Linked DNA regions of Mus musculus: all the other regions are linked to region 3. Evidence: chromatin loops called from intact Hi-C (ENCODE). Cell type or tissue: heart. All regions are shown on one strand. Region 1 overlaps Dock9 (dedicator of cytokinesis 9). Region 2 holds the start of Dock9 (dedicator of cytokinesis 9). Region 3 has its middle 54 kb from the start of Dock9. Region 4 overlaps Dock9 (dedicator of cytokinesis 9).

Region 1 (8,000 bases), 100 kb before region 3:
AGAATCACTCATCAAACCAAAGGAAAACACAATACATGGTAGCTGAAGGATATTAGTAAGACAGGATCTAGGAAACAAGAACATGGCTCAGGGCGGGCGAGGCTTCATGCAGGAAATAATAAATACTTGGAATACTAATGACTACAAAAGCTGATTTTAGTTGGCAACAGCCGGTATCTATTGCTAGATATTCTCCTTGATGCCCATTTAAGCTTTCATAATCTGAGGCTGTAGTAACAGCACATATCCACCATGACGGATGCCTCCTCTACTTTAATCCCCAGTACCACAAGATAATAACTGAGAAATTACCCAGCCTTCAAAGGCTTGTACTTTTGTTATCCCTGCTCATCAAAGACAAGGTGCTAAGGCAGGGCCCTAAGTGATTCTTCCAGTTTCAACATCAAATAGAATCTCATATTTTAACGTGTGCCATCTTGTTTAAAAGCCCAGATCTTTAACTATTCCACAAGACAAAAAGGGAAAATATATTTAATAAAATGAAGACTACAATAAAAAATAAAAAGAAAATATGAGTGCATAAGTTAAACATAAAGCAGAAACCCAAAGAGCAAATAAACACATAAAATCACAAAACCAAAAACCAAAGCAAACAAACAAATAACAACAACAACAAAAAAAATCAGTGATTGGCAGAAGACAGATGTTGTAGACTAAAATAGTCTTTAAATAAAACTTTGGAAATAAGGCAGAGAAACAGGAATATAAACTGCTATATTCTTTAAGTCCAAAACCTAGCAGTATCTAAAACATCAAAAACACAATACTCTTTGGCCTAGAATCCCAGTTTGGGACGGTCCTCCTGAAGACGAGTTCACAGGTGACACTTCCTAATGCTTACTGTACAATTTACAGAGGCTGAAAACCCAGTATCACCTAAATATTCCTAAAAGTACATGGCTGAATAATGCATACACTATCCACCAACGAACAACCTTGACTTGTGTGTGGTCCATCTTCAAAGAGACTGTCCCCTCTGCTGACACAGAGACACCCATGAGATACGTTTTAATGGTAGAGAAACTATCAAAGTAACTGGGAAATCACGAGCACACGTAGGAAGCAGCTAGCTGTCTTGCGCGTGCACATACACATTCTCTCGGTGCCCAGTGTGGCAGGAGAGGAATCACAGCAGGTTACCACTGGAGTTCTCAGGAAGAGGAGGACAATCATGAAGATAAAAGATTGACTTCTTTACCCAACACGGGCAGTTTTACTGACAGGAAGCATAAAAGTAAAATCTTAATCAATGTTTGGTAAAGATACTTATAATATGCACTTTCACAGCCAAGGTGCCCACAAAAATACAGCTGTTAAAAAAAATTATCCCAAGACTATGCAATTGAGCGCATTTCAGGGTGGCGGGATTCAGTCCTGCTCTGAAAATAGACTGTGGTCGGCCAGTCCAGAGGGCTGTAGGAGCTTCCTCAGACGGCCGTGGCTGCATCCTGGCCGTGGCCTGCTTTCTATTTTAGGTTCAGTAGAGAGAGAAATGTGCGGGGGGAAATGGACAGGAGCAGAGCGACTTTCCCTAGAAGCTGTCACTTGCACACTCGGCAAAGAGAAGGACTCAGCCCAAAGAGCCATACCAAAACAAACAAACAAAAATACCTCCTAACCCACACAGTAAACCTTAAGCCCAGTCACCGACATTCTCATGTTTCCAGAAGAGACAGTGATGTATCTCTAGTTTTCTGTGAGCCGAAGAAATGATTTAAAGTGAAAAAAATCTATGGGCAATTTTACTTATTTCAAATAATAATTTGAAATAATTTTTCCTGTACTGTATTACAGGAAAAATACTGTGTTGAGTCATTTAGACAAAATGAAATAAAACAGTTAGCAAAATCCCCTGAGGCCAAAATGTGTAATTCTTTAAAAGACTGTTATGTATATGGGTGGTTTGCCTGTATGCATGCCTTTGAACCATGTACCCATAGACACCCCTAGGACTGGAAACTTGGATGGTTATGAGCTGCCATGCACGTGCTAGGAATCTAAGCGCCCCCCCCCCAGAAGAGCAGCTGGTGCTTTTAACAACAGAGCCATCTCTCCAGCCCCCAGATTATTTACTTTTAAAAAAATTTATTTTATTTATATGAGAACACTGTAGCTGTCTTCAGACACACAGGAGAGAGCATCAATCCCATTAAAGAGGGTTGTGAGTCACCATGTGGTTGCTGGGAATTGAACTCAGGATCTCTGGAAGAGCAGTCAGTGCTCTTAACCGCTGAGCCATCCCTCACCCCCACCCGACCCCTCCCATCCCCCAATTATTTACTTCTTAAATTAAAAGGCTACCATAACACATATTTACTGCATATATGAGATTTAACTCAAAAGGACTTACGTTTCACCTCAAGACACAAAGCCAGGCTAGAACTTTCTAGAATTAGAAGGCTTATCAACGCAATGACTGCCAAACTGCAGTCAATCCCTTGGTGTAATAATGGCATCGTTTCTGGTTTGAGACTTAGGGAAGGAAGTGTTTGTTACAAACTTGGCTTTAAAACTCTTATTAAACTAAAATGTGTCCAGGAAACCACACGGGTTCCCACAAGTCCTGTTGAGCATGGTCCCCAGCCCTTATCCAGCCTCAAAGAGACTATAAAGTTGCAGACACCACTTTCTCTGTCCTGTATTCAACTATGAAAGGCTTACCTGTAAAGAAAAGTTCTTTGACTTCGAGATAAAATGATAAGAAACTGAATGGAAGCTTTTGGAGTCACGTGAGATGCCTCTCTTTCAGAATACAAGATGACAAGTTGTGAGCTACTGTTTGCCCCGCTATCCCCAGAAGAAAATGAAGGAAGAGAGCTGAGGTTTTCTTCACATTTCCTCTACACAAGAAGGCAACGCACACCCTCCGGCCTCATCTAACATGAAGGCAATCAGAGGGAGGAGCTCCCCGAGTTCTAGAAGAAACCAACTCACTGGTTCACAGACGCCTTTTAAATATAAATTCTTACAATTATAGACTGATGCTCTGTGTTTTGTTATATTTACAGTAAAAACTGTTTGCTTCCCTGCTAGACAATAGGAGGAAAAGATGAACTTTTAGGGTAAATACAGTCTGTCCCTGGTATGGAAACAGTAAAGATGCGCCTTTTCTCCAGGAATAAGCAAAGGCCCCAAGAACACACCAACAACCCTGAAAATCCAAGTTGGCTTCACTCACATCATGAGGCTAGTCCATAATATTCCAGAATGAAACATCAGTTATTTTGCACTGAAACAACTTCCCGTCAGACATTTCCTGTTTGTCCAAGTGTGGGTCTCAGTGGAGAAAACAAAAGCCAGAGGAACAGGATGAGTTAGGCAATGACAAGCTGTCCAGAGAGGACTCGGCCATTAAGTTACCCCCAGCTACCTTTGCCTGGCCCCATTGTTCCAGGCATCCTCCCTGAAGACTGTAGAGTCTTCACACTGCCTGGGCCTCCCATCAAACGCTTCCCCGACCTCTTTACCCAGAGAACACTCCCCTCCTCCCCCTTTCCACACACACTCCATCTGACTCTGTAACACGGGACTCATTCCTCCTGAAAACAGGATGTCCATTCGCTAGCCAGTTCCCGTGCTCCCTCAACAAATGAGCCACAACCCCAGCACTGTAACAGGAGGCGATAAACAGCTGGGCTGACCACAAAGGGACCAGGCATAGGCCGGCAGCCACCAGGTAGAGCCTGGCCCCTCACAACACAACTGTGAGAAGGCCAGCATTCTGAAGGCACAGGGACTGACAGATCCACAGGTCCAGTGATCCTCACGGGAACACCTGGGGGAAGGACAACACACTGTCCCCTTTTTCGCCTTTGTTTTCTGCCAGGTACCAGAAGACAAAGCTAAAATTCTTATGCATCTTCATAGGGGAAAAAAATTGGATTTCTTTGTTGGCTTTGCTTTGGCCAAGACAGAGTTTTGCTATGAGCCAGGCTGACCCTGAACTTGCATTCCTCCTACTTTGCCTCCCCAGTGGTGTGCCGCCAGACCTGGCCTGAAAATGCAGGTGTTAAATAACCAATGTGGGACTCAAAGAACCTGAGCTGTTTCTTAGGTGACCATGCTATTCACTGAGTTGCCAGAAAGTTCTTTTCTGGTTTCTAGGTTGCGTCAGTGTGCTGCTTCAATAAACTAAGAGTCAAGCAGTTCTAACCCGTTGCTATGGGGTCCTCTGAGCATCCAGAAATAAAGATACATGCATATATGGGTGTCAAACGAGGCCTAGACTTCCTAACATGATGGGGTGAGGGGTGCAACTCAGTGATAGAGTATTGGTCTACCATATCCAAGGCCCTGGGTTTCAGACACACACACAGACACACATACAGACAGACACACACATACAGACACACACACAGACATAATACACAGACTCAACACACAAACACACAGAGACAGACACACACATACACAGACACACAGACATATGCACACACACAGAAACAGGCATGCAGATATATACACAGGCACACAGAAATACACATACACACACAGGCAGACACACACACAGACACATATAGAGATACACACCACATACAAACACACAGAAACAGACACATGCACAGACATACAACACAGGCATACAGAGACACAGAGACTGAAACACGCGCGCGCGCGCACACACACACACACACACACACACGGGAGAAAAAGCAAGAAAATAAACATAGAAGCCAGAACCCAAAACTCCTCCAGGCTAGGCATAGGTTACAATGAGGGCTCTAAAGTTAGCTTTAATAGGCAGGTGCTAAAAAGATTCTGTGGAAACAGCTAAGTCCTGAGGAAAAACAATACCCACAGTTCCAGCCAGGAAAATTTATACTGAGAAAGGTCAATGCTGAATGCTAGTCTAGTTGCAATCCTATATTGACACAGCATGATTCTATTACAGTGCTTAACGTGTGGGTGTGTACAGTCACCATTTTACTTTATTATTAAAAATAAAACAGAAAGGTAAGGACACAAAAAGAATGAGGGATAGTGAAGACAAAGGCGTCACTCATTTAAAAGAATCATGCACACACACACAGACACATGCATGCACACACACACACGCACGCACACACACACACCCGTGTGCACATGCACACACAGGAGATCGGGCCAAGGATACTCATTGTAACATTGTTCGAAGTAAGAAAAAATGGAAATAGCCTAAGAGCTAAAATGTTTCTACAGTACAATAAAAATGACTGACCAGATCTGTACCCGAAACAAGGCTAAATGAGATAGTACTGAACATCAGAGCAAAGTAAACAGAAAAGCAACTTTCAAACATCCAGGATCAACACCCTGCGTCCTCGTGGTGAAATACTTGTAAAAACACGGAACACAATGGAGGTAAAGGCATCACAGTTTGTGGCTGCGGCTGGGGCTGCGGCTCGAAGGAGAATGGGAGCAAAGGCAGTGTCTGAAGGATGCGCCTGCCACTGAGGCTGACGAGGTAGTGGCAGGGGCAGCACTGGCTCTGGGAGAGAGGCAACACAACATGGCTGTTTTGTTTTTCCTTGTGCTTTTCAGTGACTCTGGGGTTTCTCAAAGTTACAAAATGCACGAAGGGAGGAGCCCAGCTTTGCGGTTGTTCTCCTGCTGATCCAGGTGATCCGGCCACACGCTTCATAAACCAGCAGCTCCTCTTTAGTTGCAGTGACAAGATTACCACAATCACCCTCTTGGGAACTGTGGCTATCGAGTAGATAAAGAGCACCCAAGTGCACTGGCTCATTTATGTCAGCTTGACCTGAGTTAGGTCATCTGAGAAGATGCCCTAGCCAGGCTGGCCTGTGGGCTAGCCCGTGGTTCATTTTCTTAACTGATGATTGATGAGGGAGGGTCCAGCTCACTATGGACAGAGCCATCCTGGGCTGCTGGTCCTGGTCCTATAATAAAGCCGATCTGAGCAAGCCATGGAAAAGAAAACCGGCCAGCAGCGTTACTCCATGGCCTCTGCTTCAGATCCTGACTCCAGTTTGCTGCTCCGAGTTTCTGCCCTGATTTCTTCCCTCAGAGATGGGGTATGGCCTGAGAGTTGTAAGCTCTCGGGTCACCCTTTCCTCTCCAAGTTGCTTTTGGTTATGGTGTTTTTCACAGCTACAGTAGCATTAACTAAGGCACCAGTGAACATAATTTTAAGTAAAAGAAGCCTGAACAGAAAGAATACTTAGGAAGACAGAAGTACAATGGCAGCATTTAAAAAATAGCAACACACTTTGTAGGGTATTTTCTGGAGAACAGACTGAAGTGTCTGTCACTCGTGTAAAATAATTCCCACCCTCTCACATTCACCCCAGAAAGCAGACAGTGGCAATCATAGCAACAGTGCCGCCATACAGGAGAGCCACGGAATGAGAGGCACCCAGCCCTCACAGGAGGGTGGTGTGTGAGGATAGCCTCACCTTGGCAAGTTCAGGCAGGTAGCTGTCCAAACCGGAACCAGAACCTTCCAGTTTGCTCTGCTCGTCATCTAAATGGCAAAAGAGATCAACTGAGTTGTATGTAGTTGATACTTTCCCGTGTAATACAAGCAAAGGAACCCGAATGCAGTGGTTCTCAGGTCTGAAAGAGCATTCCAAACAGCTGGGGACTTTGGAGTGACACCGATGGCCATGCCCAGCATGGAGAGTAGTGGTCCAAGACCTTGTACAGCTAAAATCCGCTACCCTCAGCTCCCCCCTCACACTAGAACTGATGTCAGCCACACTCCATCAGTCAGAAGCTAGGGTGGGACCAAGGGTATGAGGGAACAGCCAGGGCTGGGAATCTCTTATGGGCTTGAAGTACAATATGAACACGCATCGAAAACATGGCCTGAGTGCCCTGCAATCTGGAGTAAGAGTCTTGCCATGTTCACTTCATCCTGAACATTCCAAAAGGGGATAACAATAGGAACTTTCCCACTTTAAAGATAGATTTCCCACCAGTGGCTGGAGGTAGTTTTTCTTTTGTTTTTCTTGTTTTTTTTTTATTACTTAAAAACTTTTATTTTTACGTAAAGATAGGTTGTAATGTAGCCCAGGCTAGCCTTGAGTGTGCAATGTAGCCGAAGATGACCTTCTGATCCTCCTACTCCACAGGTGTGTGCCACCACACAGGGTCTGTGCAGTACTGAGAACCTAAGGCTTCATTCATGACAGGCAAGCGCCCCACCAACCCAACTACATCTCTAGTTCATATTCCCATTTCCAGGTAAAATTCGAGATTCATAATAGTTTGTCCCAGGTCACATAGCTGAAGAAGTGCCTGCCCCACCATGAGTGTGGCTATTCCTGTTACATACTCCCCATACAAACTCCATCAAGGTACTAACTCTTTCTGTTTTTTGTTATCTGAGACAGGGACATTATGTAGCTCCAGTTGACTTGAAACTCCTTGCACAGTTGACTGGGCTACCTCAAAACCTGTGCCTCTTGCCTCTGCTCCCCACATGCTAGGATTATAGGCAACACCCATGCCTGGCTTCAGGGCAGTCAAGTCTAATGTGATGGAAACCTTTGCTGACAAACTGTGAAAGGCTCACATCTTCCTACCTCTTGTGGACCTTTACAGTCCTCCTTCTTCCTGGGGAAGGTAGGAGTGGCCACGCAGTGTGCTCGCCGAGGGAAACCGCACCCACCTACCTTCATGAGGATCCCCGTTCCGCTTTTCTTGCATTGCGGCTTCAAAGTTGAGCTGGAGGATCTTGTTGAGAACAGTGACCCACTCCTCCATCTCTGCCTCGCTGTCTGCCGCCAGAAGGTAACTGCTTTTGTCTTGCATCTTGAGCTCAAAAGCGAAGCGCCTGACTCTGTTGTTCTGAGGTAGAAACCAGGAAAGAGACAGGTCAGGAAGGGGCTCAAGACAGCCTGCCCTACTTGTTAATGGTGCTTTCTTATTGGCTCTCCGATGCCCCATTAAAACCGAAAATCCCTCCAGAAGTCACAGGCCACCTCTTCATGTGATTAATTAACTGCCTTTTAAAACTATGTATTTAGTTTACATAT
Region 2 (8,000 bases), 57 kb before region 3:
GGGATGCTGAGCCCTGGGACAGGCCATGCTGAGCCCTGGGAGGCGAGGGGCAGCTCCTACCTCAGGTAACTGTCCAGACAGTGTACAGTACAAGTGTGCCTCCTTAGCACAGTGCCAGGCCCTGGCAGTCCTTCCCTGGGGAGGAACTGCCTCCACAGAAATGAAATCTGGATACAACCCCAAACCTGATCCGGGAAGCTGACAGGCTCCTTATCATCCTTCTGGTTAGAGGTATGTCCACCTCTAAGGAATGAGGACCCTCCAAACTTCCTCAGCCTCAGAACACCTTTCTAGGAAAAATTCTGAATTAGTTGTATCAAGTCAGAGGGTATTTCAAACTTCTAGAAAAATTTAATAACAACTACAATCCAAGACATCTTAGTTCTAAAATTTCCTTCATGGGTAGTTTGGAGGCTCAAGTGGGACTTCCAATATCTCCTATCCACTGTCCCAAATCCTGCCTCCCTTCTACGCCTCTCCTGACTCAGTCACCGACCGTGATGAGACGGTACCCCATTGTTCTATATATGGTACCTGCGCTGACTAGTTTTATGTCAACTTGACTTGAGCTAGAATCCTCTATCTGAATCTCAATTGTGAAAATTCCCCCACAAAATCTGGCTGTAGGGCATCTTCTTAATTAGCAATTAGTACAGAAGGGCCCAGCCCATTGTTGGTGGTGCCACCCCTGGGCAGATGGTCCTGAGTTCTAGAAGAAAGCAGGTCGAGCAAGCCATGAGGAGCAAGCCAGTAAGCAGCACTCCTCCATGGTCTGTGCCTCCAAGTTCCTGCCCTGTGTGAGTCCCTATCCTGACTTCCTTTGATGATGAACCTGGAAGTAGAAGTGTGTAAGCCAAATAAATTCTTTCCTCTCCAACTTGCTTTTGATCATGGTGTTTTGTCACAGCCAGAGTAGTCCTAACAGGACAGTCCCCCAAGCCCCCAAACCAAACACTTTTACATAAACTAAGCTTAAATCTCCACGATCTTAGTCCTGCCCCCAACCCTGGGCTGTTCTAGGAAAGACATGAAAGGCAACCTACCCACTATCTCCCTCTGCACAGATGAAAATACCAAAGCTCTGCGGGGGGTGGGTGGGGGTGAAGGGGTGACCTGAAAATTTGACAAGAATATTTCTTCTGTCTTGTTGGGCCAACAGAAACCTCTTCTAAACACTCCAGGTTCCTTGGTGCCCATTGCGCCAATAGGGGGATAAACATTCAGAATTGTCCTGGCTCGTGCTGTAAAGGGATGGAAAGGGGAACCTAGGGTGGAAAGCCACATGTCTGTATATTTTCAGAGAGTCTATCATTTCTGTGTACCTTTCTGGGAAGATGGTCCATGTAACAGTGAGGTAAGAAAGACACCAGAGGACAACTATACTTCTTCATCTATAGCTCCAGGTGCTTTATATACAATGAGTATTTATTCCCTTATCTATATAATTCAGCCAGATGTTCTGACCGCCAACAGTCTTCATCGTGTTTTAGGGTACGTGTATGTGTGTGTGTGAGTGAGTGTGTCTGTGTGTGTCTGTGTATGTGTGTCTCTGTGTGTGTGTGTGTGTGTGTGTGTGTGTGTGTGTGTGTGTGTGTATGTGTGTGTGTGTCTGTGTGTGTGTGTGTGTGTATGTGTGTGTGTGTTTTACTTTTTAAGATTTGTTCGTGTATATGCATGTACATATGCACACGATGGATGTGTGAGGACACCCCCTAGGAAAGAAGGTGTCAGATTCTCTTAGAGCTATGGTGACAAGGATGTAAGTCCTGGGACAGAGCTTCAGTACTCTGTAACATCCGCAAGCACTCAGCCATAGAGCCATCTCTCCACCTCCAATTTTCAAGGGTATTTTGTTGGTTTGGTTTGGTTTGTTTGTTTTTTTGGTTTTCTGAGACAGGGTTTCTCTGTATAGCCCTGGCTGTCCTGGAACTCACTTTGTAGACCAGGCTGGCCTCAAACTCAGAAATCCACCTGCCTCTGCCTCCCGAGTGCTGGGATTAAAGGTGTGTGCCACCACTACCTAGCAATTTTCAAGTTTTAATGAAGACCTTTTTCCCTTTCTACCTTTCCCTTCCCAAATGGCAGGCTTAAATGTCTCTCTCTGTGTGCGAACGTATGTATGTACGTGTGTGTGTGTGTGTGTGTGTGTGTGTGTGTGTGAGAGAGAGAGAGAGAGAGAGAGAGAGAGAGAGAGAGAGAGAGAGAGAGAAAGAGAGAGAGAATCTCACAAAACCTAACTAGGAGTTGGCTATCCTGGTTCTGTAGTTCTGAGATGCAGATCCAGTTACCAACCAACTCCCTGCATACAAGTTTCCTCATCTGTAAGAAAAACACAGATCTTCATATCTACAAAGCAAGGAACCTAAAGAGCTTGGCATGAAAGGGAGGTGGTGACAGAGGCATGTAAGTCCCCGAGGGACACCATTAGGGCAGTCAGTCTCTCTGCTCTTTCTAGGAATGTACTCCATAAAGACTCCCTTCCTACACTACTAAATAAGATAGGTGTATAACAGTGGGCGCCTCGCCTGTGCAAACAGCTCTCGGAACAGTGGGGAATCCCATGTCCTTACTGGAAAGACTACAGCTTACATGAACGTTTAACTTTCACACAGTGTGGCCTTTTCTCCGGCTAGGGATGAGTTAAATGTTCTCTGAGTCTTTGGAGAGAGTGGGTGAGATTAGCACACACTGTGGCTACATGTGAGCGAGCTCCTTCATTACTCAGGCCTCAGTGACAACCCAGCAAGTCTGGTGGAGCTCAGGTCCTACACCTGTGGCTGGATGAGCTAATGGACAAACAAATGAAGCAGAAAACCGGAAGATGGGCAGAGTCGTGCAGAGTACGCAGCTCCCAGGAAGTGCATGTCCTGATGCTGGCCACCTTACAATGTGTCATCACACAAAGGTGACAGGAACATTTCTAAACCTCACAATATTGAAACACAAATGACCAAGAAATGACTCATTAAATAATGCCAACTGTTGTCCTTCCTTCTACCGTAGTTCATGCAGATGCAGCCCTTTCTTGGTATGACTAAGTCTTCTGAACTATGAAGTCCTTGCCCACACACCGCACTTTAGGACCTTCACTCAGTGTGCCGTGTCCATGGACAGAAAGGCCCTCGCCTCCTAGCTCTGCTGTAGGAGCTGGGCACCGACGGGGCCACTGGAAGCCAAGTCCTCTCTCTACAAGGTGCACACGGGCAGCCGCCACACTGCTTAGTGATCACGTGTGACTGCAAACATTGGAGTCAGAACTCAAATCTGTTAACATGTGTTATGTCCCACAAAGATATGAAAAAGCAAACATGTATGTGGAAACAGGACTCCATTTGCATGTGAAGTTTAGCTCCTCCCTGTCCACCTCACAGAATTAATCCCACCCAGGAGCTCCACTGAATGATCTGCCAAATTCCACTCCAGGAGCTCCACACCCTTTTCCTCTCAAGGGCAGCAAAATAACAATTAGGATAATGTCTTTCCAAGAGTTAGCATTTGGAGGGGAGAGAGTGGTATTCAGTGTGAGCAGACAGCCCTCAGATATCAAGAACATCCCCAGCGCTCCCCACACATTACCCACAGTCACAGAGTCACCACCGATGGTTTGGAACTTAACCTGAGTGGCACAGGGACATCTGTCTCTTCTGCTCTCTAGAACTATGCAGACAAGACCCACCTATGAGACAGACCCTTTGGTCTCAGAGTTTTCCTGACATCTAGGCACAGGATCTTGCTGAAAGTACTGACTTCCAGCAGGTGTGGTAACCTGCACCTATACACTGGGTAGGAAATGAGACAGACGGTCCTGGAAGTCAAAACTCAATCTAAAAACAGAACCACCACCAATGGCTTTCCTAGCCCTAAAAGGAAAACCTTAAACGTGTCAAGTCTGTCAGGCCAGAGGAAAAGGAAGCACCACGGCAAGGCAAAACTTCAGTTTACAAGCTAAGTCTGCAGAAAGCACTTTAAGATGCATACACCAGTACATTCACTGTGGCATTGTGACTGATGGCAAAGAACTAGTAACAAACCGAATAACTACACAATTAAAGTAGATATTAAAAGGGGAAAATTACATTGCCATTAAAAATTAGGCATATATGGGTCGGGAGGCAGCCGTCAGGTAAGCACTTGCTATGCAAGCCTAAGGACTTAATCTGATCCCCAGCTCCATGTGCTAAAGGCAGATGTGGCAGTGTGTTCTTACAGTCTTAGTGCTGATAAGATGGGGACAGGAATTTAAGCTCCTGTCTTTACACCTGAGGGATGAGAACTGAGCCTGATTTCTGATAGACATGCATACATGCATATACTCATGCAGGCACACATACACACACACTCACGCATGCATAAATCCATACATGATTTTGGAGGTGTTCTGGGAGAAAACACTTAAAAGATTCTGTATTCATGGACTTTCCGAAGCAGACAGGATATGGAGACTTGTGCTTTCTTAGGCACAGACAGGACAAGTCAGGAGTACACAGAACAAGTTAGCAACAACGGCAGCCTTCGAGGGGTTGTCTCTTTCACTTAACTATTTCCAGGGGCTGCAGTGTGGCTCAATGGTAGAGCATTTGAGGACTTGCATACATGAGACTTTAAACTGGATCCCACCCCAGGAGTAACGGGATGCAATTTACATTCTTTATTAACCATTAGTTGTCCCTTCTAAATTGTTCATTATTTTCTCCTAGGGACTACACGTAATAACTAAATGTTACTTCCTAAATGGACTATGTTCCCTGTGGCTAAACATCTCTCCATATAGTTCACTCAATTACGGGCTCAGGGGTTCTCACACAAGTCCAGGGGCTATCAGTGCTATGCTAATGATCAGCACCCCAACATACTGATCTTGGGTCTGCACACTTTAGAATGCTCCCCTAAGAAGCAAGCTGTGCTCTCAGCAGCTTGCTGCATTCTCATTTGCTGTGAGCAGCTGTCTTCACAGACAAAGAGATTCACCCTGGCTAGGCACCCCCTAAACATCCTGGCTTCTATCTGATATTCCCCTCTTATCTTGTTTACCTCTGTGGAAGAGAAACTCCTGCAGATAAGAAAGTTGTCAGGTTGTATCAGTTTCCTTCCCTCTCCACACCCCTCTGCAGGTGCACGGAACTGGACCACTCCACGGGACCAGAAGTTTCCATGTCCCAAGAATCATTTCCCCATGTACACCTGTAGCTGGCCCAGCCTTGTCTTTTACAATTCCCAGTGGAACCATCTGGACTGAGCTAAACAAGGAACTACAGCATACGCAGAAAACATGAGAACACTAGAAAGAGCAGTCATGTTTTTTTAAGAGAAGTCACTTCTACATTATTTGAAAGAAAAAAATCAGAACATCACTACAAGCTACTTAGTTCTTCCGGTAACGATTTCTGCCCATCCAGAGAACCACGAGAGAACAAACACATTTCAGGATATCCACCCAGGAAACCCAAACCACACAACATCCTTCATCTTCCACTCTAGGATTTCACCCTAGGAGGCATGCAGGTGACTCAAGCCACGATGATACAATGAGCTATCTATCAGGCTTGAAGATAGGGAGCAAACAACTGTAAACTTTATATTCCAGAAAAGGGGCGGAGGCAGTAAATCTGTATGTTAAAAATGAACTGTGTGCGTGTGGCGGGGTGGGGTGGGAGGGGGAGCCAACTTATTTGACTGACTTTCAGTCAAGAACAAGCAGTACAGTTTTGAAGGCGGCGCAATACAAGTAAGTTAACCCCCCTCATCACAAAGGAAAGCGATTCGGTCAGGGTGAAATATGCTCTTGGAGAGTTTAAGCTCCCACCCTCACAGCTGTTAATTGCCAGTGCAGTAAACTGGAAACCAAACACTAGAGCACTAGAGCAGCCACAACTGAACTTCCATGTTTGGGGTGGGGAAAGCTACACAGAGGTACTAGGCACTAGCTTGACAATCCCTTTAACAGCCCGTGTGAAAGGCTCAATTGTCCCCTCGGCAGAGCACGCTGGTGGTTTCTGCAGCTTGCTTTAAAAAATTATGTGCCTTTATTGTACTAAAGAAATTCCAAACGGGAAGCACAGCCTACTCATTGACGGTTAACAACACAATTACTTTACATGGTCTTCCCTTCCAGAGTCTAAGAAGGCACTTGAGTTTGTTCAAACTACTATGGGTTTGGCTAATGCTAAAACATCAACTTTGCTGTCAGCTGAGATTCTTTCTGACTCTGTTCAACACAAACGCCCCTGATAAAAATAAACAAGGGGAAGAGACCGGCGTGCACTCCTCAGCACCTACCTGCCTTGTTTTCTCACTGACATAAATAGACAATGCACAGAAGGGTTTAAGTCTGCAAAATACTTCCTTTCCAACTCCCAGGGTGCTGTTAAAACCCCCGCCCAGTTGACTTCTGAAAAAAAAAAATCGTTGTGGCTAGGTGTGACAAAATTTTTGAACAATACTAAATTGTTTTATGCAAAGCTCCTCCCAGAAACCTGTTCACCCACAAACGTCAACATTTCTTTCCTGAGGAAGGATGGAAGTAGACTTCAGGCCAGTCTATAAGGAAAGGTAGAGATAAGGGTTTCCTAGAGACAGGCGGAGCAAGTCAGAAAGGAGCAAGTCGGAAAGTCAGAAAGAGCAGCGGGATGCGGTGGGTCACTGACTCATTCAGAAGCAGTCACGGTCCCGGGACAGGGCGACAGGACGGGACTCTTACCAATGTGGAGCTCTCTGCCTCCACGTCTGCCTGAGCTGCATCCTTGTACTGCAGGGGGGACTCGATGACCAACTCCTTCTTGTCACTTCTACCGCTCGTCCTGTACTTCTCAGCCTGCATTCTCCACACAGACCACTGTCAGAAAGCCTGCAGCAGGGACAGCTGAGAGTCCCCCACCAGCCGCACCGCTGGCCAGAGAAAGGAAAGGAAGCCTGAAGCCTGTTTCCCAGGCACTGGAAGTGCAGAGCCTGAGGGGTGGGGAAGGCATGACCGAGAAGGCCAGCCTCTAGGGGTGTTACTACAGCTAGGAGAATGGGAGGCTCCTGCTCGCTGGCCAAAGAAAAACAACCCCCAAACAGAACAATACACAGTGTACTGCCTCTGCAATGAAAGACCAGCCTCATTGTGTCTGTTCCACACAGCGTGGGCCAAATCAATGTGAATCCAAATAGTGCAGCATTGAGAAGGAAGCCTGCCGATCCCAGCGAGGCTCCCTCATAAGGACTTCCGATCTGAAGCCCCCAGCTAGGTCGCCTGGCTGGTCTAAAAGTTGCAGTTTCAAAACGCTTTCATTTGTGTTATGGCTAAGCACCAAGAACTTGGCTCCTGATCAAAGCAGGACCAAACGAGCAAGCAAGGGTGTTCCCAGGAGGTACAGTTCAAGAAATCATTTCTCCTTGCAGGACAGACAGCAGCAGACAAACTCATGTATCTGTTTTATGCCAGGGAGATGATACCGTAATGCTGAATAAATTAATAATGCAGCCAAAGCATTTACCATGGACATTTTCTTTGCACACAACAACGTGTGTGTGCCAGGATGTAGTGTGCCCAGTGTTAAAGGATGGAGAAGGTCAGAGTGGAAACGTAAAGCAGAAAGTCTCTTCCCTCAAGAATAGGAAAAAGATGGGAAGTCCAAAGATATCCTGAAGAAGAGAGATACACAGATGTTCTTGCAGAAGTCTGCTATCAGGAGTTACAGAGCCAAAGTTTGGAGCTGAGATGAAAGGATGGACCATGTAGAGACTGCCATATCCAGGGATCCACCCCATAATCAGCATCCAAACGCTGACACCATTGCATACACTAGCAAGATTTTATTGAAAGGACCCAGATGTAGCTGTCTCTTGTGAGACTAGGCCGGGGCCTAGCAAACACAGAAGTGGATGCTCACAGTCAGCTATTGGATGGGTCACACGGCCCCCAATGGAGGAGCTAGAGAAAGTAGCCAAGGAGCTAAAGGGATCTGCAACCCTATAGGTGGAACAACATTATGAACTAACCAGTACCCCGGAGCTCTTGA
Region 3 (8,000 bases):
ACTGCTCTTCCAGAGGACCTGAGTTCAATTCCCAGCAACCACATGGTGGCTCACAACCATCTCTAATGGGATCCAATGCTCCCTTCTGGTGTGTCTGAAGATAGCTACAGTGTACTCATATAAATAAAATAAATAGATCTTAAAAAAAAATTAAAAAGAGTTGCTGTGGTCATGGTGTCTCTTCACAGCAATAGAACACTGAGACACTCTTATATAAGCACCTTGGACACTAAACTCTACAAATTAGACTTTGTGCAACAGAATCGGAAGCAAAACTGAAAGACAAAGACTAATTAACAAAGCCCAAAATGATAGCAGGCCTCTCTCCCAGAGACACAACATGAACAGAGAGCTGGTGACTGGGGTGACTGGAGTGACTGGGGTGACAGGAGTGACAGGGGTAACTGGGAGACAGGGGGGACAGGGTGGCTGGGGTAACTGAGGTAACAGGGATAACTGGGGTGACTGGGTTGACAGGGTGACAGGGGTAACTGGGGTAACAAGAGTGACAGGGATGACGGGGTTAACAGGGTAGCACACGCATCCCCAGGTCTGATTCTAGATTAATGGGGCCTCTGCTGTGAGCTTCAAGGGTTTAGTGACGAGCGCCTCATCTGTGCACCGCAGAGCCCTGTCGGCTGCTTCCTTCAGCAGCTCCCTCTGGTTTACTTTTGTGTACAACAACACTTCTGTGTCATAGTGCAGCCTACTAGACCAGGCTGCAGATACAGATTTGAAAGACGAATCACCAGGGGACAAAAGAGAACGGCCGCCAATAAAGCATGTGAAAAGATACTCAACATTAGACATGAGGAACAAAATGCAACTCAAAACTATAATAGTATCTCACTACGCACTGATGAGGATGCACTAAATTTAAGACTGGTCAGATTGATGGACCAGCAAACCGGCTCAGCAGGTTAAAGCACTTACTGGCAGCCTGAGTTCAATCCCTTAGAACCCACAAAATGGAAGAAGAAAAGCAATTCCCGAATATTGTCCTATGACCTCTACATGGCACGCACACACACACACACACACACACACACACACACACACACGTGCACACACACACGTGCACACACACACAAACGGTTAAAAAAAATTGCCAAATTGAGTGCTGCAAAAGATTTATAACCAGTAGAACATGTGCACACTGCTGCTGGATCCACTTTTGGGAAGTTTGCCAACGCCTCAAAACAGTTCCCAGATGAACTCTTAGGTGTTAACTCAAGAAAAAAGGGAAAACACCGTCCATACCACAGGCTTCTCTTTTGAGAATAATAAAAATGTCTTAAAACTGGGTTACGGTGTTGACTGCAGATACCTGCAGGTTTACTAGGATTCAATGGATCGTACAGTTAAGCTCTGAAATGAATGTCAGGCTTTGCGAATTATACTTCAGTAGTGTCGAGAGATATAACACTCTAGGTTAAATAGGCAAGCACCATGAACGAAGTAACTGTGTCTGTGAGAACTCCACGTGGCAGAGGCAGTGCCTCAGGACAGAACCATCACGGCAGAGTGGATGGCTCCCACTCCTAGGATGAACTTAGGCATGACGTAATAGAGAAACAGACACACAGAATGAAGGATGGTTTTGATTGCTTCAAAACATAATGCTTGAACAAGCATTAGCGAAAGGATACCATTATGAAGCTGGGAGAATTCTGTCTCATATGGGAGGCACTTTTCCTTTTCCTCAGGGAAGTGTTTTGACAGGTGATTTGCACCACAGACAGCCAAGTCCGACTGGCTGGCTGCTGGAGTCACACACATCTACACATAGCACACATCACTAGAAACAAACCTGGGTGTGATCAAGTACTACCCTCAATGAAGATCTAGCCATTTGAAGACAAGCAGTATCTTTTATAAGTGAATGACCTGAATCTTGAATTGGTTTGCCCGATCCTTGATGATGAAAATAGTCTATACTTACCATAGTGAGTTTGTTGGGAGAAAAACTAAAATTTAACCAAAAGTTCAAGACATTCGTATTTTAAAAAGAGTTGCCAAAAATCCATGTAAAATTTCTTCAAAAGGAGTATTACAAATGTATGCGCGTACACACACAAAATGAACATCCTGCTTTCTGTAGTTAATGTTTTTAAAGTATTAATATTTATTATTTTGGTACGTTATGATTTAAAATTATTTTCTTAAACATCCCAGTATATAACTTTGTATGTAAAGAAAAAGTAAATTTAAGAGGTACCATTCCAACACTACCCAGAAATCAACTAAGCCACAGGGCACAGGCTGCTTACCACTGTCCAACTACAGGACTCAGAAGAGAAGAAAACGAATTTGACCCACGTCACACGGCTTACGTGTGCCGTGTGAACAAGAACCCTCCATCTCCTAAGTCCCCGCTCTTTCTGAGCTGTCACTAAATCACACTAACAATGACAACACAAGAAGAGATGATGATTATAAGGCTCTCACCCTGGTGGGATTCTGAAGGGAAATATGAAATTGCAATTGTTGTTTAATTACACTAATTCCCTGAGTTAGACCTGCCCTTCTAACTGGGTGACCAAGAGGACATCCACAACAGTGCTCAGCAAGCGTCCAGGCATAGCTCTTCCTATCCCGGGCTCCCTATGAGCCCCACTAAGACAGCAAAGGTGGTTCGTGTATAGCCAAGGTAAGCACATGCCGTAAGGACTTCATGCTCTACTCTGAACACAACATGGAAGCCGAGGCATTAGTCCTCTTGTTCTTAATGAGAACCACAGTAAATTCAGTGACAGATTCCTCCAACTTCCGAAAATAAACAAAATCAAGGCCATTTCTGAGGAGACATGTGGCTTAATTTCATAATAAAGAGATTGAACAAACTCATTATGAACCAAAGAAATGTCTTGATATTAATGCATTTCCTTCTTTTAACTCATCCGAGACACCAGAGTGGGTCACTCACCGGCTAGAAGGCCCAAGAAGATGTTAAGTGTTGTGCTAAGGCCATGCTAATGAGATCATGTGCTATTAAAACTGATTCTAAGGGGAGCTGGAGAGATGGCTCAGTGGTTAGGAGCCCTGGCTGCTCTTCCAAAGGAACCAGGTTCAATTCCCAGCACCTACACAGCAGCTCACAACTGTCTCTAACTCCAGTTCCAGGGGATCTGATACCCTCACACTAATAGATATAAAATAAAGTTAAATAGATATTTTAAAAATGACTGTAAAATCCATTCAGATACCAAATTCCTTAAATCCCTCCTATTTGCAAAAGATAAGAATAAAGCTAAGCCTTTTTCTTCCACTGGGATAAGAAGAACTACAAATAACTAATTTATATGCTACAAATTAAAGGGGTTTGGTCTTCTGTTGCTTTTTCATTGCAAATGCCAAAATCTTCATAATCTAACAGGATTACTGAAAGATATGTCTTCAAACATAAAACTTTTTTATTCTGGGTAACTTGTCTGTCAACCTGTGTTACAAAATCCTTAGTTTAGCAGATGTCTCCTTAATTTAAAAAAAAAAAAAAAAAAAAACAGACCTAGAAATGGTACAATTACATATAGAATTTTCTCACAGAAAGATTAAAACTACCTAAAAATAAAAGTTTTCATTTCATGCCATTAAACGCTTAGTAGCAGATTCCAACTGTCTAAGATGCCCTGAGGCACAAATGAGCTCCCAGCCGCTAAAGTAACCGTTCCTCAATATGCGAGGTAAATGCACGAGGATACAGGATGCTCTGCTGTATCTGAACATACAAACCAGACATCCGTGTACACCCGTGCTTTCCTCCTCTGACTGAGAACTAAACCTGGAAAGGTTCATACCATATGTCCTGCTCCCTGCAAATCAGTTTATCCAGTAACAGTGCAGATTCCATCTTGGTTCTGAAACAAAAAGTCTGAAGGTGAAAGATCATGCTGCAGCCAGAGCTCCCCAAGAAAGGCCAAGCCCAGGACAAGAAATTCCTAACGGCCCATGTTGTCCTCAAGTAGGAAGGAGGGAAAGGAAGCTGCCGCCCCGGGAGACAACCACTGAGTGAGGGAAACATCCAGGAGGCAACCTGACCCATGGTACCCAGCATCTCTAGTCCTGCAAAGCAAGGGCTTCTCTACTCTATAGGCACTGGCTGCGACTGCAATTTCCTCTGGGAAAAAACAGAACCATTGTGTTACTGTTCGTCAATAGTGGCCTGATGGGATGGCACAGAAGATGCACCATCCTACGGTTTGTATAAAGTATACCTCATCTACTGTGCAGTGTAACTGAGTCACAAATGAGGGCTGCGAGGTTCAAGACACGGCTGAGTCACTGAGTGTCTACGCTCGCATGTCCGTCATGTAGCCACAGACATCCAGATTAGACTTCTTGCCACGTAATACTTCAGTCGGGCATCCTAGAAACTTCTGTATTAACATGCTAAGTAGAAGGAACATTTTATATTAATAGAGGGGGTGACAGATCAAATGCCTGGCCAACGTCAAGGGTCCTCAATATGGCTCGGATGCAGGGATTCTCTTTCTCCCATCCTCTAATCACAAAATATATTCAAGATGCTCCATCTAGTGGATTGTTTGAGGATCCTCAGGCTAAGGAAAACACATTTTTAACAGCTCAGGACATCCACACATCCCACATCCACAGCCAAACCGCATCCCTGGAAGCCAAAGACAAAAAAGCCCATAAGAAGTTCTGCAACACAATCCCAGTGGAGGGAGGAGCAGGAGGAGGGTCGTGGCTTCCGTGCTTCCTCGGATCAGGACGTCACCATGACTAGTCAAACACAGCTGCACCCTAAATCACTTTGCCCGATTTCCCCGGTTTTCTCTGACACAGTAGGAACTAGCAAGGAGATCGTTTCAGAAGCAACAGTAAAACCACGGCAAATGAGATGTGGCAGAGGCGGTGGCTCGTGACCCTGATCACCGTACCTATCCAAACAGAACTTGGCCCACAACTATGCATAAGCAACTTTATCTGTAATAACCAACCACTGGAAACATGATTAATAAATGATAGGTCCATCAGTAAAAGGAAGCAAGCAAGATAGAGACAACAACATGGGTGGCCTCAGGATCATTATTCTAAATGAAAGATGCAAGACAAAGCAGAATTCATACCACAACCCATGTTCATAAAAACTCACAGTAACAGAAAGTAGATCTGAGATTTCTTAGAGACGGCAGAGAAGCCACACAGACAGATGACAGACGGGTCCAAGGCACTTGAGCCAGGGTGGTGGACGTGTTCATTACTCTTAATGCGATGGCAGCTTTCATATGTGGGTGTTTAACTTATTTTAAGTATGCACAGCTTCAAGTATTTCAATTGTTCTCAGTAAAGCTACTTGGTGGGAAATGCCCATTCTCCCTACATTCCAACAACAGACTCTCGGGCTAATATGTGCGCTTGTTTGCCTTAAATCTGTTCAACCCGAAATTTTCTTGTCTTTAAGGGGAAACAGACTAATTATTAAGAGGAAAACACTGTTTTTCCACCACTTTTACGTCAACATAAAGCTGGCTTCTGAAAAGGGGAAGACATACGCACATTCCACAGTGTCTCTTGAAAAACTGGAGGATTCAGCTTTCCCGTGTGCCATTTGAGGCCCCTCACACGGGAAAGCGCACTTACACACTCAGTCATGCACGAGTTTATTATGTGAAGAGAGATTCAGGGAGGAAGGCCAAGCTCACAGAGAAATCCCTGCACGTCAGCAGATTAGTCCAAGTTCTTCCACTTCTCAGCGCCAGGAAGAACTTAACCTCTGGAATGAACACGGCCCACATCTGCAGCATGGCGTCAGTGACTGCCTGCTCGCTGAGTGACTGTAAGATGAAAGGATGACCTGACTTCACTCCATTCACATGCCCTTTTCCAGAGAAGTCCTAAATTAGGTCCGTAAGAGTTCATCTTACTACATATCCAGGGTGGAGAAGTGCCTTCAGGAAAATAACTTCATTTCTTTATTGGGGTATGTGCCACGGATGTGTGGGGCAGTCAGGACAACTGGTATTATCATTTCTCTCCCTTTGTATGAATCATAGGACTGGAACTCTGGTCCTCGGGTTTAACAGAGAGCACCTTACCCACTATCTTACCAGTCTAAAAGACATCTTTTATGGATTAATTTTTATATATAAAAACAGCATGCATTTGGAAAATAGATTCAGTAAGCCTATTACTTTTCTTCCTTGAGTTAGATTTTTATACATATAGTGATTATGGTGAAGTCTCCAATATACCACATGTTGCAGGGATATTTGATCACACTGTGAACCCCAAGACTGTGTTATTTACTGAAAGAACTGTTTCTAGCTGTGGTGTGGCTCAGCCCTTAGCACCACACCCTTAGTGCACACCTTTAACCCTAAACAATGGACGTAAAGTTAGCTTGTAGAAAGGAAGCACCCATATTTGAAAGTGATTCTATTTGAATGGCAGACAAAGTGGTGAATCAGAGAAAAATTTGACAGAATAGGATATGCCCAATTCTCACGGGAAGAGAGAAAAGAGAAGCTATTTAAGAGAGCACAGAGAGAGGGGGAAAAAAAGAAGGCATTTTTACCAGGAAAGCTGTACAGAGACAGGTCGCAGAGAGATAACAAGCCAGACAGAGGTGAAGACAGAGCAAGCCAGAGAATGAGAAGGAACCAGAAAATTAGAACATATTGCTGGGCTGGAGAGGTGGCTCAGCCGTTAAAGGCTAGGCTCACAACCAAAAATATAAGAACATACTGCCAAAACTAGTATGAATCCAAGCAGAGCAATTCAGGAGAGGCTGAGAAAGAGAAGCCAGATTGAATCAGTCATCTTAGAGGGGAGTTTGAACCAGAACCTCTGAGTTGAACCAGCCAACTAGAGATCAGAAAGAATAAGAAAGGGTAAGCTTTCAAAAGGCTAAAACATTCTAGACCTAGATTAGATTGTATGGCTGTTAGAAGCTTCCCGGACTAGACCTAGGTTAGCAGACAGAGGCAGTAAGGTTTTGAGACGACAATTAATACAGGAGAATAAAACTTAACTGATACAAAGACAGAACTCTAAAAGTCTTTATCCTATAGTTCACACGATCACCCATTACTTGTGGGTAGTAAATGATGTTACTGATAACCACAACTCATGGCAAGAAGAAAATATTTCTCGTGTCGTAACACTTAAAAGAGTCTTATTTTTAACTATCAACAAACTAAAACTTTGGGGCGGGGGGCGGGCTGCAATCTGTCACACTTTAGCTGATCAGTACTAATAAGCAGAGTCTATTCTCTGCAAAACGATGCCCTGGGGTCAACTATCCACTCTCCCAGTGTTGTGCTGTGACCAGCAGCACAGAGAAGCAGCTCATCTCTGTAAGCCTTCATCAAAGTAGAGGTTTCTACAAAACAGGAAACATGAGCCCACTCTTGGCAACAGACTCCATCTTCCCTGCTACTGCACCGTTCAGGGCACTGAACACCACCACTCGAGTTTGATGGCCAAATGCTGCTTGAACCACCCGTGCGGAGTTTTAAATTTCTGGATACTGGGATGCTTTAGGCTCTTGCTTGAGCCGTCCCTGATCCACCTCCTCATGGCACAGGACCCGTAAGAGGTGACACAGGAACCACAGGAGTGTCTACCTCTGACACAGGAAGTCTAATGACAAAAGACGGTCGTACCTGGGTCAGCTTAAAACTCCATGTACTGGACCCTAACCCCTGTTGTCATGGGGCTTGGACGGGGATTTGGATGGTGATGAGATCATGGGGATGGAGCCCTGGTAAGAACAAGGCCAAACATGGCACATGCCTATCATCCCAGCACTTAGAAGCCAGGAGCAGGAGGATCTAGAGTTCAGGTCATCCTGAGCGGCATGAGTTCCTATACAAAGGGAGTGGGGGGAGGGAAAGAGGGAGAGGGAAAGAGGGGAGGGGAGGGGGACAGAAAGCAGGAGAAATGTTTATGTATGTGTGTGTTCTATTCCCTTCCCTCTTCTAAGCTCTTCCCACCACGTGAAGCTACCATGATGAGAGGTGGCATATATAGCCAGG
Region 4 (8,000 bases), 150 kb before region 3:
CTCATTTGCATGCTCTGAAGAGGTTTAAGGACTTGTTCACAGGATGGTTGGCAATGTGACTTCTTCACGTTTGCCTGGAAGCATCAGCTGCAGCCCTGACTCATCCGGAGGCTCCCCGAGGAGTAGTAGCTGCTGTAGCATCCAGAACAAAACACAAACACAAACCTATAGAACCTGGTTCCCCGGTGGGGCTTCCCTGGAAGATGTTTCTAAGAACAAGGATTGGTGCTGTTAGATGGGAGCGCACAGAGACAGAGCCAAGTATAAAGCAGCCTGTTGTAGCTTCTGCAAATGTGGGTTCGGGTCTGGAAAACTGATAATGAGTGAAAAGTGACCAGATCAGTCCCAAGTCCCCTTTCATGACTGCACCACATACACACAGCAGTGCAAGTCTCTCACTGCCATTTGAATTGTAACGCTGAATTCTGAATAAGAGAATCAACTGAGCAAAATGCCCCACCACTGTGGCTTGATCACTTCCACAGTCTACAACGTCCCCTTGTGGAACTGTGAGTACCGGGCAGAGAGGACAGAGCAGTAAGATGTTCAAACACGTTGGTGGGCTTGTGGACTCATCATTTGGCTCTGAGAGGGAGTTATGAAGCAAGGATGCACAACACAGCTGAGGTATATCAATGGTAGCACGTATTTTCCACGGCAATCACCCGGCATCCACAGTGGTAGCTTACAGCTAAGGACACAGAGGCTGCAAGGCTGACACTTAGCAGGGGCAACCAGGCACTGTTGGAGCCCGGATGCAAAGCCACACCTGTCTGAGCCAAGCTAGTGCAAGAACCACTGCAGCAAACACACTAAAGCCCGTCTCCCTACTCACAGCCATGGCTTAGCATCTGTGCAGAGCAGGCCAGAAACGTGTGTGTAGGCCCCAGAGAAGAGAGGAACCTGCCCACAACAGCCAACATTTACGGGACATTTTATATATATATGGGGGGCATATAACCATGAAAATTATGCATAGAAACAAATGGACTTCCAGACTAGTACTGATGGTGTGGAGTAAATCTGGACGCCGCATGGGCTCTCCAGTGTCAGTCTACTCTTGCTTCACTGTCTTCTCTGAAATTAACATCAGAGATGGGAAGAACATAGATTCAGGAGCATTAATCCTGTGGAGTCAGTGGATAAAAGTGAAGTGGAAACTTCTAGAGTCTTTGGAAAGTTAATTATGTCAAATGATCCTTTGCTGGGGCACAAGGATGTCTTGCTAAAGCAGACACCTGAAAGAATGTTTTACCTGAAGCAGACACACGTGAAAGGATGCTTGGATATAGCAAACATGTGAAAATACCTGTGATAAAGGAATATAAAACATGACCCCACAGACAGTGGGAGACAAGCACTGAGCATTGGTTCGGTTTGCTCCACATCGCTATTCTTGTTTCACCTTACATAGCTTTGTTAAGCTCAACTTGTGACAATGACAATGCCACTAGGAGAAACTCGAAAAGATTAGATGGTGAATGAGCCTGGTGGATTCTTCAGGATTGAACTACAGCTGTTGGTTCCTACCTGGTGTCTGCCTGCCTAGAGGACGAGTCTGCAGCTGCTGAGTCATATTTGGTGTTTGCTACAGGACTGAACCGCTGCCAAAGATGGAGCTCGCCCCCAAAGAACAATGCTGAACAGGTCGACTTCCCCCATATCCTAATAACTTTTCTCTTCTACTACCTCTGCTGGGTAGTGGGCTAGAGGAGAGGTTGCACAAAAATTTAAGCCTACATAAAAGGCACCACTTTTTCTGATCCATGAATTTGTGGCATTAATGGGTGGTGTAACCACTAGCCACAGTAGAATGCTTCATATTCGAAGTGTGGTTAGCAGAGGGGAACCAGAGAAGACCAAACTGAGAACCCCCTATTAAAATCCTTTGATTACATCTGTGAGTGTGTGCATATGTATGGTGCCGTGTGTATCATCATCTTTATAAAGCTGCAGCTTAATTAGTCAGAATGTAAATAGGTGCATTTTCCCTCAGAGAGACGTCTCTATTTGAGTCTTGATTTATGCCATCTGTTTTCCTTCCCATGGGGCTGTTTTTCATGGGGGTGGAGTGGGGGAAGAACAGAAGATCTCTGAAAAATAATTTCTAGGACTGGATTCCAGCTACAAACTGTTACCTCCTTTGGAATTATGAACAAGACTGTCACATCTCATCTAGGTCCCATTATTACATGCAAATCTTCCACTCACCCCCATACCTGCAGATCGCCTGCTTCCAAAAGCGTAACAAAGATTGAAGATTTAAAAACAATCAACTGAGGAAATCTCACAAGACTCCTGATTACAATGCCTGAACTGTTTCACTTGTGAAACACCGCACCAGGAGAATATTTAGGGTAGAAAGTCCAAGTCCTAATTCACCATTAACGACGTATGAGAGTAAAGACAGTTTGAGTGACACAGGACAGGGCTGGTAAGAGCAAGGAGCTTTACCAATGCCAGAGATGGCGCCCAAGAGGTCTTTGTGCAGGCTGTGGTCAAGTGTGTTTCCCTTCTGCGGAGTCATGAGTGGATTCCCAGCAGGCACAGCCAGGGCTTCGTCCTTCACGATCTGCCAAGGGAAGAGAAGGAATTATTAGAGATGGTTGAACGAGCCTCATGAACTGATCTTGAAGTGTGAAGGCAAACAGTGAAGGGAAGCTATGTAACAACTAGACGTGTTCAGCATCTGGAGTGGGTAGGCTGGTGCATAGGGCATACGAGGGACGAGGTGGCAGAGGGATCAGAGAAGGAGAGAGTGGAGGAGGCCAGGGATGCTGCCAGCTTGCCCTGGCTCCACTCCACTTCCCACCTCTCCACCTGCAGAGGAAGGAGCCTGTTCCTTTCCTAACAGCAGTAACAGGATTTCCTGTCCTCGTGAGAGGTATCAGCTATGGTCTCTGGATACTCAGGTGGGGACTCCTGCCAGGGGAGAAACTGTATTAATCTTAACGTTGTATACACTTCAAAGCGAGACCTTCTGTTTGTTCTCTGAAGCACTGGAACAGGACAGGGAGGTCATGTGCTGGCCTGCATTAGGCTGCTCCGAGAACACATGTGGAGGACACACATGGAGGACACACATGGGAAAGGTGATCCAGAATAGTGCCAGAGCAGTGAGGCTGGGGAGGACAAAGCTTACTAGGCTTGAAACAAACAAACAAACAAACAAACAAACAAACAAACAAACAAGAAAAAAGAACATTACTAACCTGGACCCTCTTAGAATTATTATTTAAGAGGGAGGAGTAGTGTAAACAGTCTGACAATGTGCGGGGCTGGAGATATGGCTCAGGGGTTAAAAGTATAGTTGATCTCCCAGAGGACCTGGTTGGACTCCTAGCACCCACATGATGGGATGTGCCACCACACACCACATATGGAATTGGGATATTAATAGAGCCAGGGCTAAAGGCTTATCGATTGATTCTTAGTCAGAATGTAATTGCCCAGGACTGGCTGCTCTTCTAGGGGACCCAGGTCCCCAGCACCCACATGATAGCTCACAGCTCCATGAAGTCCTGTTCCAGGGAGCTGATGCCCTTATTTGGGCTTCCACAGGCGCTGCATATATACAACATGCATATATGTGGACAAAGCACATATATGTAAAATAAGAATAAATATATCTTAAAACTTTTAAAAGAAGAAATGTAATTTTCCAAGGGTATTATGCAGCATGACATTAGCAGAAGGAAGGGAGAGTGTGCAGTCAGTGAGTAGTGCTCCCTGAAATTCACGTCCACCAGTAGCACAGTATTCAACCTTACTTGTAAATGGAGGTCATACTGGGGGAGCCCTGAATTCAGCCACTTGTGTCTTTATTAAGAAAAAGGGGTGGGCTCACAAAGACTGAACACCATGTGCAGACAGAGACAAAGTGGAATGACCACGAAGAGCAGTGGTGGTTGCCAGCAACACCGGATGTGAGGAACCACGCCCCCCCCCACCCCTGCAGCCCTGAAGACTCCTTGGCTGTGACTGTCTACATGAGAGAATAGAACGCCATCATCCTAAGTCACAGAGTCCACAGCCCTCTGATAATATCCCCAAGGACAGTGCAGAGGTGTTGTCACCAAGCCTGCGTACTTACACTGCCCGGGTTCACAGGAAAGGGTGACACATCCCTCACGTTGATCCGCTGGACATTTTCAATAAGCAGACCAAACAGAGGCAGGTAGAGAGTGGCTATCCTTGCCTGGTGACTCTGAAAGAAGATACACATGGTAAGTGTGTTCCCTGGCTGAGCACCGGATGGCAGAGGACGTTACACTGGCAAGAAAAAAAGTCTCAGCCCTGTTAACAGGATTTGTCTAAGGGGTCATTTCCTTACACCGCTTGAGCATTTATCATCCCTTCTTCCCTCCCCTGGGAACTACTCACCCTCGAATTGTATCTGTCATCAAAAGAATGTTTTATCAGCAGGTTCTTGAGCATGCTGATGGCGATGACTCGGACCTCCCGGAACTCCTGGAGCGCAGTGCCCACCTCCCTTAGCAACAGTCCCACCAAGAAGTGGTTTCTGCAGAACTCGTCTGTTAAGGAGTAGTCAAGCTGGAGATCTGAGAAAAGGCAGGTGGGACTCAGGTTCAGGGGGTCCACTGTCGCCTGAGCCCCTCAGCCCACCTCGTGTGTGGCTACAGGTGACAAAACTCTGCCTCACACAAAAACAAAAAACCAGGCAATTCTGCAAGGCTGCTCTATTCCTTAACCTATAAATTCCCACAGGAGCCCTGAGCAGATACAAATAGCTGCCCTGAATTTTGAACATGGAACTGGTTTTAGTGCCTGTTTTTAGAAGATCTGACAGCAATTATATTAAAAACGTTATTGATAATTTTTTTTCTAAAAGAATGAAGTTATTGTACTAACGACAGTAGAGATCAATTGGATAAAACCACATCATTAAGGAGAGGATGAATACAAATGATTTATTTAAATATCATTCACTTTGTGAGGTCAGCTGTCTATTCTCTGGTTATCAATGCCTTCATAGTCACAGTAAAACTCAAATGTATTTTAAATGACACACCAGCACATAACCTATTTATTCTGCTTTCACTGAACAAGTAAGTTACTTCTGCAGTCTTTTCTAAAATGTCCTCCTTAAACTACAACTGAAATATACAAAGCACCACCCAGTAACTCATCACAAGCTACATGATAAAGCTGAGAGAGGGCTCATCTGCCAAGGAGGAAGACAGGAATCCCCTAAAAGAGGATCAATAAAAGCAGTCACACACACACACACACACACACACACACACACACACACACACAGGAAGCACAAAGTAAGACTGAGTCAGGACACTGACACCATTATCCAAGAAAGTCCTATAGACCCCAGTTTGACTTCCAAAGCCTTCCTGGCAGGTCCTTGAAAGTCTCCCCAGCACACTGCAGAAGTCCCTGTGGAGCCTGTCAGTAGGAAGAAAGAGTTTCTCCAGCATGATCATGTTTAGCAGCGTTTTTAGTCCACTTTCTGCAGACTAAACTGTAAGGCAGGGGCTCCCTTAAATCTCTTAGGGAAGAAAACGACTTACAGTCTCTGTGCCTGGGGCAGAGTCTGGCACGAGACCCCAATAAACTGATGTACAGGACCCACTCTCCTCAGTGAGGCTGGAAAGCTCACTGAGCTCAAGTCCCTTCAGACCCAGGGGGTCCAGAGCAGCTCATGAGGACTCAGCATGCAAACACAAAAAGCTCACAGGAAAGCCATGTGCCTTAAGCTCCTGTCGCTTCCACGGACAAAAGCTGTGTTTCGGGAGGTGAGATGTGATCTGGGGGGTGGGGGTGGGGGTGGGGTGACTTTGTTCTGCTCCCTAAAACAGAATGTGGGGACTCTAGGCACCCCGGGAGCATATCTCCTGGGTTGTGACAGCAACGTCTCAGCTCCACAGGAAAACAATGCACCCATTCGTCAGAATCATAAAGCCTGGCCAGATATGCATAGACAGGTTTGATTGGACAGTGTACAAGCGGCTGAATGGCCACTTGCATTCCATTCGGGTCTTTAATGGAGGAAGTGCAAGGGCAAGCCTAAGCCCCACCCACACCTACCTACTGGGCTGTCATTTGACTCCACAGTTGGTGAAAGAGAAGCTAATTTACAAGAGGGGAAAGCAAAACAAACACAAATGTAGTAAATAAGACAAAGGATTTTAAAGTGACAAACAGTCATGATGTTTACTTCTGATGAGCCCCAGTGAGCTTCAGATCTGCCTCTCATCTGCATGGGTTGTCTCTAGGTTTGCTGAAAAGCCAGTTTCTACGTAAGATTTTTTTTTTTAATCAACAATTTTAGGAATGTAAAATTATACACACCCTCATCCATGAATAAAATCAAATCATGGGATGACATTTCAATCAATACTTTTCTTATTTAAAAATGATACGGTTCTCTTCATTAGAAAATAAATCCATGCAGAGATGGGTTACCTTGGTATCTCTGAATTCTTCCTTTTCCAAATGGCATCGGCAAATTCAAAGGAATATAGTGTTCATGGTTGCACACCACGCGGAGAAACTCAAACTTGTACTCAAAGAGAGTCTGCAGGAAGAAATGCTTAGACGTGAAAACCTCACCGGATGTTGTATCTAGAATGCTAGTAAACCTACTGGAAGCAAAGAGCATGAGCACTTAGTGGGGACCACGTGCTTGTGTCTTTATGTATGTTGGATGGCTTACAGGCATTTGTGTGAAAACCAAACACACTTCATTAAATAATGCCTTTAGCAGACTTTAAGGCAGTTATTATTTATGCTCCTCTATGTCTAAAAAGGATTTCAAGTAGCTTATAATTACACAGACTCAATACAATTTAAAAAATTAGTAAGCTGGAAGGTAATAAAGGAAAATAATTCTACCAGAAAGGTTACATGGTTATAAGGTCTCGATAAACGATCTGTGATCAACAACTCAATTCAGAGGTTTTGGGATGAATGAGGTGAGGAACAAAAAGACAATTCTGATAAGAACAGGTGCAGTTCCAGGTGTGAATGGGCCAGCTAAACTCAAGCGAAAGTGCCCAACAGCCATGCTACCTTGGGGTCCCCGGGAGCAAAGCAACTGATGTAGTTGTTGATCTGCTTGAAGACGAAGCCTCTGTCCATGAAGGTGAAGCATCTCTAGGGGAAAAAAGCCAAGAGCCATTAGTTCAGACCCATGAGTTGTGGAACTTTGGCTTCTAGTCTGCTGGTTAAGTTACCCTCTCCTGTCAGAGTACTGAGTACTGAGTACTGAGGGCATCACTGTGCTGGGGAGCTACTTAGAAAGCAGTGTCCCCTTCCCCTGGAGGTCACTACCTTGATGAACACAGCGAGGCTGTGATTGGCATTTTTAGATGCTTCTGGGTTATCTCGAAATTTCTGGGTGATATGTGGCATCAGCATGTTCACCACGGTTTCCACAGCGTGATGGTAGGAGGCCGGAAATCTCTGGTTCCGCAGTAACTGAAAGGATTCAAACCCATCACTTAGGATGATTTTAGGTTGTAATACTTAAGGTTGGAGTCCAAGTCCATAAAAACAGAAACAAACAAACAAAAACCCCCGAGTTAGATCTACCTCTTGTATAATTGGATAAAAAGTTAGATATACCCTTCCTAATGCAGTCTGGTAACTTTCCACATACTATTTCATCAATACTTTCAAGAACAGAAATCTCACAAGAAAAAAAAATTTACCCAATTTAAAAAATCAAATTATAGCACAGTATTTGAATGTATACTATAAAAGTGCTCAAATATAGCCGTGGCGCACACCTTTAATCCCAGCACTCGGGGAGGCAGAGGCAGGCAGATTTCTGAGTTCGAGGCCAGCCTGGTCTACAAAGTGAGTTCAAGGACAGCCAGGGCTATACAGAGAAACTCTGTCTCGAAAAACCAAAAAAAAAAAAAAAAAAAAAAAGTGCTCAAATATGTCAAATATCTCGACCTTCTTTGATATGACAAAGAGAGTCTTGGTAGTTTATACAAACAAGAACAGAAATGTTGATCTAA

What was found. Hi-C counts contacts between places; a loop is a spot of excess contacts. Peaks named below come from ENCODE experiments on the same cell type or tissue, not always from the same donor. Only the 100,000 strongest peaks of a DNase experiment are listed, where the experiment ranks them.
Region 1: it touches region 3 in a loop (2.4-fold over the local background); 8 of 42 quality-filtered maps call a loop at or near these places.
Region 2: a loop joins it to region 3, with 3 times the contacts of the local background. A loop is called at or near these places in 7 of 42 quality-filtered maps.
Region 4: it touches region 3 in a loop (3.0-fold over the local background); 6 of 42 quality-filtered maps call a loop at or near these places.

The regions. Positions count from the first base shown.
Region 1 is chr14:121,645,334-121,653,333 of GRCm38, forward strand. Dock9 (dedicator of cytokinesis 9) reads right to left here. Exons shown (of 54, transcript NM_001081039.1): 8 at 7,638-7,812; 9 at 6,417-6,484. Among named protein-coding and RNA genes, the nearest start is that of Dock9, 49 kb to the right of the region's middle. In heart, no CTCF peak of the experiment used is centred here; DNase peaks (open chromatin) are centred at 1,468 and 3,558; H3K4me3 peaks cover 473 bases; H3K27ac peaks cover 2,159 bases.
Region 2 is chr14:121,691,497-121,699,496 of GRCm38, forward strand. Dock9 (dedicator of cytokinesis 9) reads right to left here and starts at 6,921. Exons shown (of 54, transcript NM_001081039.1): 1 at 6,698-6,921. The coding sequence starts at 6,817. In heart, a CTCF peak has its summit at 6,967; DNase peaks (open chromatin) are centred at 3,425, 5,129, 5,715 and 6,965; H3K4me3 peaks cover 1,784 bases; H3K27ac peaks cover 1,311 bases.
Region 3 is chr14:121,748,611-121,756,610 of GRCm38, forward strand. It overlaps a transcript of Dock9 not described here. Among named protein-coding and RNA genes, the nearest start is that of Dock9, 54 kb to the left of the region's middle. In heart, a CTCF peak has its summit at 4,529; a DNase peak (open chromatin) is centred at 4,651.
Region 4 is chr14:121,602,718-121,610,717 of GRCm38, forward strand. Dock9 (dedicator of cytokinesis 9) reads right to left here. Exons shown (of 54, transcript NM_001081039.1): 28 at 7,306-7,452; 29 at 7,045-7,128; 30 at 6,439-6,550; 31 at 4,384-4,562; 32 at 4,094-4,207; 33 at 2,455-2,572. Among named protein-coding and RNA genes, the nearest start is that of Dock9, 92 kb to the right of the region's middle. In heart, no CTCF peak of the experiment used is centred here; no DNase peak of the experiment used is centred here; H3K4me3 peaks cover 592 bases; H3K27ac peaks cover 710 bases.